Regions from separate parts of the Homo sapiens genome. Here region 1 is linked to region 2. The links are chromatin loops, found by intact Hi-C in ENCODE. Cell type or tissue: endothelial cell of umbilical vein. All regions are shown on one strand. Each heading gives the region's core, and the rest is flanking DNA. Links, peaks and the distances in the headings are about the cores only. Region 1 has its middle 56 kb from the start of ARLNC1. Region 2 overlaps ARLNC1 (androgen receptor regulated long noncoding RNA 1).

Region 1 (2,920 bases), core at 176-2,675, 96 kb after region 2:
CATTTGTGGTACTTTTGTTATAGCAGACACAAGTTAATACAATGGAAACTAAGACGCGTGTTCTCAGAAAAAGATAAGCTGACACACTAATCACGTTGGACTCTTCACAATTGTTTCCATTAAGGTTGGTTTCTTTGTGTTCATGGGTTTCCTTAAAGGCTAACTCTTGCTAGTACTGATAGAACCAGCCAACCAAGCAGGTGCAAATGTTTAAGTAAAAATAGAGAAAAACTTAAAATTGAGTAAATTAAGAAACAATTTTCCTGCTGATTAGGAAATGATTGCTGTACGCTTCCATAGCAACCTATGTGGTGCAAGTCTTGCACACAATGGAAAACGCAAACCAAGGTAGCGTTAGCCTCAAGAACAATGCCCGACTCACATTCTGAAAGAGCAACAGCCTCAGAACCAGGGTGATAGAGTTGACATGGATTTAATCGTCTCTCTACTCTACCATTTACATTGTCAGTTACTTTTTCAGGCTGTTCCTCTACTGGAGGAAGGCTGCCATGGGCAAGCAGGGCAACATGCTTCCTCTCATATTCAGCAAGCAGACAGACAGGGAGAGAGCATGGTGGGAACCAACCACAGGCAAGAATGATGGGTCATCCTTCTTTCTAATCAGGCCCTGCATGTCACACATTTTCATTGATGCATTCCACGTATGAATGTACTACAATGTATTTATTCATTCTCCTGTTCATAAACATTTTTGTTGATTTTTTCTTTCATACTACAAAAAAAAGCTGTCGTAGACACTTTTGACTGTGTATCTGTAGGAGTTTCTTTCGGGTATGTAAATAGGAGTGGCATGATTGAGTCATAACTTTTGTTGTTCTCAACAGAGGTTGTACCAACCTCCACAAACCACGTATGAGAGTTCTGCCCCTCTACATCCTTGCCAGTGCATACTGGGTCCAACTTTAAAATTTGTTAATCTTGTACATTTTCTTTCAACCATCTGCCACTCTAAACTAGTCTCTAAACTCCACATGGGTAAGGATTTTATTTCATTCACTCCCAAACCCTAGACAATGCTTAGCACTTGGCAGATTTCACCAGGGAGAACAGTGAAACAATAGATTTTCGAGGGCAGGGCCCCAGCCTCTCTGCTCTTGTCTGTGTCACTCCTTTGTTATGTTGTTAACAATAAGAATGGAGGGAGGGTATACTCTGTTCACTGGGAAAATCTTGCTATTAGCTGAATCGGCACACACACGGATTCTAGAGGACAGGGAAAAGATGTCTTTGCTTTTGCCCTTAAGTTGCCTATCAGTCTTAGTGGCGAGACCTCCTCCCTCTCCTTCATCAGCCACAGTGCTCTGGGTCATTCACCCCTTCCATTCTCCCTCCCAACCAAGGTCTTCCTCAGCCTCTGCCTCGGGGTGGGAGTGGTTCAGGTCCATGTAGTTTACCTTTTGATAGAGCTGGGGTAGGGGTGAGCAGGGAAGGGAGTGAAGGAAGAGATTGTGGAAGGCAGCCTCAGTGGGGAACAGCTAAACACATTAACTTTCTACTGCTGAGATCAGCCACTCTCAGTGCAGGACCCTGATAAATGGATTTGGTTTTCCTTCTCCTTTTTCAAATATCTGCTTCTGCCATCCTTAGTATGGGCCAAATTCCTAGAAATAAAGACAAGTGGGTACCACACCCAAGACAGAATTGGTTGGGGACTCCATCCAAACTTGCCACTTCCCAGCAGTGGTTCTCAACCAGGGGCAGCAGCGCCCCCTGGAGGCACCTGGAAAGGTATGGTGACATCGTTGCGGTCACCCTGCTTGAGAAGTTGGTGGGTCAGGGCCAGGCTCGATGAACAGCCTGCAATAGGCAGGATACACCTGCACAACATGGCACTGTCTAGGCGAAAAGGCTGGCAGTGCACTCACTGCATATGCTGAGGCTTCTGGGAGGCCAGGGGCGTAGCCTGATATATTCACAGTGTTTCCCCGACATAAGCCCAGGCCCAGCAGAGAGAGGGAGCTCAAGGAAAACTCCTTGAGTGAGAGTGCATGAGTGAAGACAGCACTTCATGGCACCAGCTCACAGAACTCAAGGGCATGAGCCCTTTCAAGTGCATGAGCACACTGAAACCCAGGGTGTTAGCTCATCAGTAGTAAAAAGCAGACTAGGAATCTGAAGAAGAAATATCCCCCTGTGAGAAAGTAAATGAAATTTTCTTTAGATGTGGGGAGATTTTCTCTATTCCCGGGAAGCTATCGAGTTCCATCTCATCTCTCATTTAGAAATACGAGGGAGTTTGAAGAGACATAGTCACAGTAAAAAGAAAAAAAAATACATAAGGCTGGGCACGGTGGCTCATGCCTGTAATCTCAGCACTTTGGGAGGCTGAGGCAGGCAGATCACTTGAGGTTAGGAGTTTGAGACCAGCCTGGCCAACGTGGTGAAACTCTGTCTCTACTAAAAATGGGAAAATTAGTCAAGCGTGGTAGCACACGCCTGTAATCCCAGCTACTGAGGGGGCTGAGGCAGCAAAATTGCTTGACCCAGGAGATGGAGGTTGCAGTGAGCCGAGATCACACCACTGTACTCCAGCCTGGGCGACAGAGCAAGACTCCATCTCAAAAAAAAAAAAAAATATATATATATATATATATAATATATAATAAGATATATAATAATATATAAGATATATATATTATATAATATATATTATATAATATATATTATATATATTATATATAAGATATATAATATATAATATATATTATATATAAGATATATAATATATAATATATATTATATATAAGATATATAATATATATTATATATGACATATGATATATATTATATATACACACACATTTTATATATACATATATACATATTTTTAATATATACATATATACCTATTTTTGTATATCTGTATAGATATATGTATCTTTTTACATATATGTATATA
Region 2 (2,920 bases), core at 204-2,703:
ATGGGCCACTCATTCATTGTGACAACCTCTCAACTCTGCTGTTGTGGTGAGAAAGCAGCCATAGGCAATATGTGAATAGATGGGTGTAGTTGTGTTCCAATAAAACTTTATCTACAAAAGCTGGCAGCAGGCTGGATTCAGGCCTTGGGCTATTGTTTGTCAACCCTGATCTACAGCATATCTTTATTTAACTCTAGCATTTCTCAAGACACTTTGAAAGTGATTATTCTGGACAACCCAACAGTCATCATTGTATGCATAAATCTCAGAATGAGATGACAAAGGCTTAAATTTTGAGACAGCTCAGATAAATAAAAAAACTCACTGAAGTCCATTCTTTTAAATAGTATCTTACCTAATCCTTGAGGGATGTGGTGTCTTCCTATCCTCAGACCTCACCAGCAGGTGTTAGATTCTCATACCTTCACCCTGTGGTCTAAACTGAGTGTTCAGTTTGTACCTATTCTATCATACATGTTCAGCGCATCCTCAATCTGAGTGTTCTGGCCTCTCAGTTATCCAAAGGTACAACTACCCAGAAGAAGTGAAGGTCCTCCTCTGAGAGTCAAACTGTAAATCAAGATACAGGAACTGGAGCAACGATCTATGAATTCATCTTAAAGACCCAAAATGACTCACAGGCCCTAACATTAAAATATGCCCGACTTGTTGGCAGGATGGATGGATGATTGAAAGATGATAAATCAATTATGACAGATTGTTGGTAGATAGATGGTTGATAGATGATTGATAATCAATAGATGATAGATCAATTGATGATAGATATATCGTTGGTAGATAGTGCATAGATGATAGACACAAAGATTAGATTAGATTAGATAGATGAAAGAGAGAGAATACTTAACACTAAACACGAGTGCTCAGCAACAGAGAGAAGAGAGTCACGGGGCAGTATTGGAGCTTTCCATCTCAGTGTCATCTAAGGAGCAGGCTGCCCTTTCAACTATCACAAAAATCTCTGCTTTGAGGCTAGACACAGCAGACCTAAGCAGTAAACTTCCAGTCATACAACCAGCTTCACTTTATTCTCATTCCCAGTCATCTTCTGATTATGCTTTGGTTTCCCATGAAGTTTTTTTGAACAAAAGAATGTCCTAATCAAGCCTTGGCAGCTGCCTTATCTCCCCAACATGTTTCTTATTATAAACCAATAAACGAGTATCTGTTCGACGCTTTGGTCTCCGACAGCCTTGTTCATATGGCCTGTGATCCTAGGTCAAGCTATCTCCGGTACAAACTCTCACTTCTTAGTCTGCAAAGATGAAGGAGAGATCCAATGGGGACTTGAAGAAATTTACCAACGTCAATGAAGAACACTTCAGTGGCCTAGCTGTTTATTTCTAGCAGGAGAGTTTTTTGGTTTCTGTACACTTTCCTTGATCCGAGAACAACTTTAGAAGCAAGAGAAAAACAAAACAAAAACCCTGTTTCTTTTCCAAGTCCCCATTTTTCTCTGCCTCTGTTCTTGGAAGACTCTAGCAAAACACTTTTCTAGAGTAGTCCTAAAAATGGGTCCACCTGCCCCCTGGTGGCAGACATAAATGGATCCCCATAGACTTACAAACCCTCCTTCCTGAACTTTCCCTGCCAGGGGAATTGTTTTCTACCCTCCTCAGCACTGGGGGGCTCATTTACTTGAATAAGATGAGCACTGGTTCCCCCAAAGATGGCCTTGGGCTTCCTGACCTGACTTAGAGGGCCTGGCTTATCTGAGATCTGCACTGAGAGCAACCATGGGCCTTACGAAGAACCAGGAAAGTGAGAGGCTGGAATGCCTTGCGAAAAGAATGAAAGGATTTGGAGTCCACTGAGAAAAGCTTCTGGAAGACACTTCTCAAATTTACCAGAAAAAAAAACATGGTCTCAGGGCAAGAATTTGGAGAAGAATGATAATCAGCATAGACCGCGTTACAATGGTGTAATGACTCAATGGGACCTTTACCAGTCCTACAATATGCGTTATCTTTATACTTCCTTATCTGTGCTGATTACCTCCCATTCATCCCTGTGGGTCCAGCTTCTGTGCCTTTCCCTGTCCCATGAGGCTGACCAGTATGGATTACATCAGTGGGCTCTCTTGCCCTCTTGCTTCTTGTTGGGTACAGCCAATGAAAGTGACCAGCAGAAATCAGAGGGTAGGAGGAGAATGAATCCGGGCAGTTGTCATTTGGGCTGTCCCCCTGTGGAAGGCAGCCCTGTATATACAGCCACCCTCTCTGTGTTCCTACAATGGCTTCCTCACCTCACCCATTCAGGCCTGGGATGGTAATGCTCCACGTTGCCACCATCCCCACTTTGGTTCCCTTAAACTCTTCCCATACCTCTATAGGTAGTCACTTTATTGATCTCTCCTCAAATTATCCAGATCACATGTGCCATCTCTTTCCCACCAGGACCCTGACCATATGCCTCTCTGCCGGAATGTCCCTCTCTGGTCACCCGTCCCTCATTAACTCTGATACTTAAAGGAGGAGCATAAATATTACCTCCTCTGTATGCAAGTATGGTAAGGAAGAGTGTTTACTGCTTCCTACAGATGGGGGACTATGCCCAGTCTCTGCCCTGAGACCAGGGACAAGTTCTATTCTCTGAAAATGGGGGTAAGGGCACTCACCGGCAGGCTGTCTAGAGGAACATGCGTTCTGTAAATATTGTTCCCATCCCCATGACATTGGCAACGATCACGCATTTCTTTGCTCCCACAGCATTTTTAACAGCTTAATTGAGGTGTCATTCATATACCATGCAGTTCACTCATTTAAAGTGCATAACTTAATGGCTTTTAGAATATTCAGAGTTGAGCATCTATCACCACAATCAATTTAAGAACATTTCATTACTCCAAAAAGAAATCCTACTTCCCTTAGCTGTCACCCTCCCATTCTTTCTCCCTCACTTT

The links. A loop is a pair of places that touch in the nucleus more often than their neighbours do. Peaks named below come from ENCODE experiments on the same cell type or tissue, not always from the same donor. Only the 100,000 strongest peaks of a DNase experiment are listed, where the experiment ranks them.
Region 1: it touches region 2 in a loop (11-fold over the local background); 1 of 110 quality-filtered maps calls a loop at or near these places.

The regions. Positions count from the first base shown.
Region 1 is chr16:80,947,324-80,950,243 of GRCh38, forward strand. No RefSeq gene overlaps it. Among named protein-coding and RNA genes, the nearest start is that of ARLNC1, 56 kb to the left of the region's middle. RefSeq lists an enhancer at 1,629-1,678. In endothelial cell of umbilical vein, for the core only: a CTCF peak has its summit at 1,726 (motif pointing left); DNase peaks (open chromatin) are centred at 1,088 and 1,728; H3K27ac peaks cover 739 bases.
Region 2 is chr16:80,850,895-80,853,814 of GRCh38, forward strand. All of the region lies in intron 1 of ARLNC1 (androgen receptor regulated long noncoding RNA 1), which reads right to left. Among named protein-coding and RNA genes, the nearest start is that of ARLNC1, 40 kb to the right of the region's middle. In endothelial cell of umbilical vein, for the core only: a CTCF peak has its summit at 1,576 (motif pointing left); a DNase peak (open chromatin) is centred at 1,537.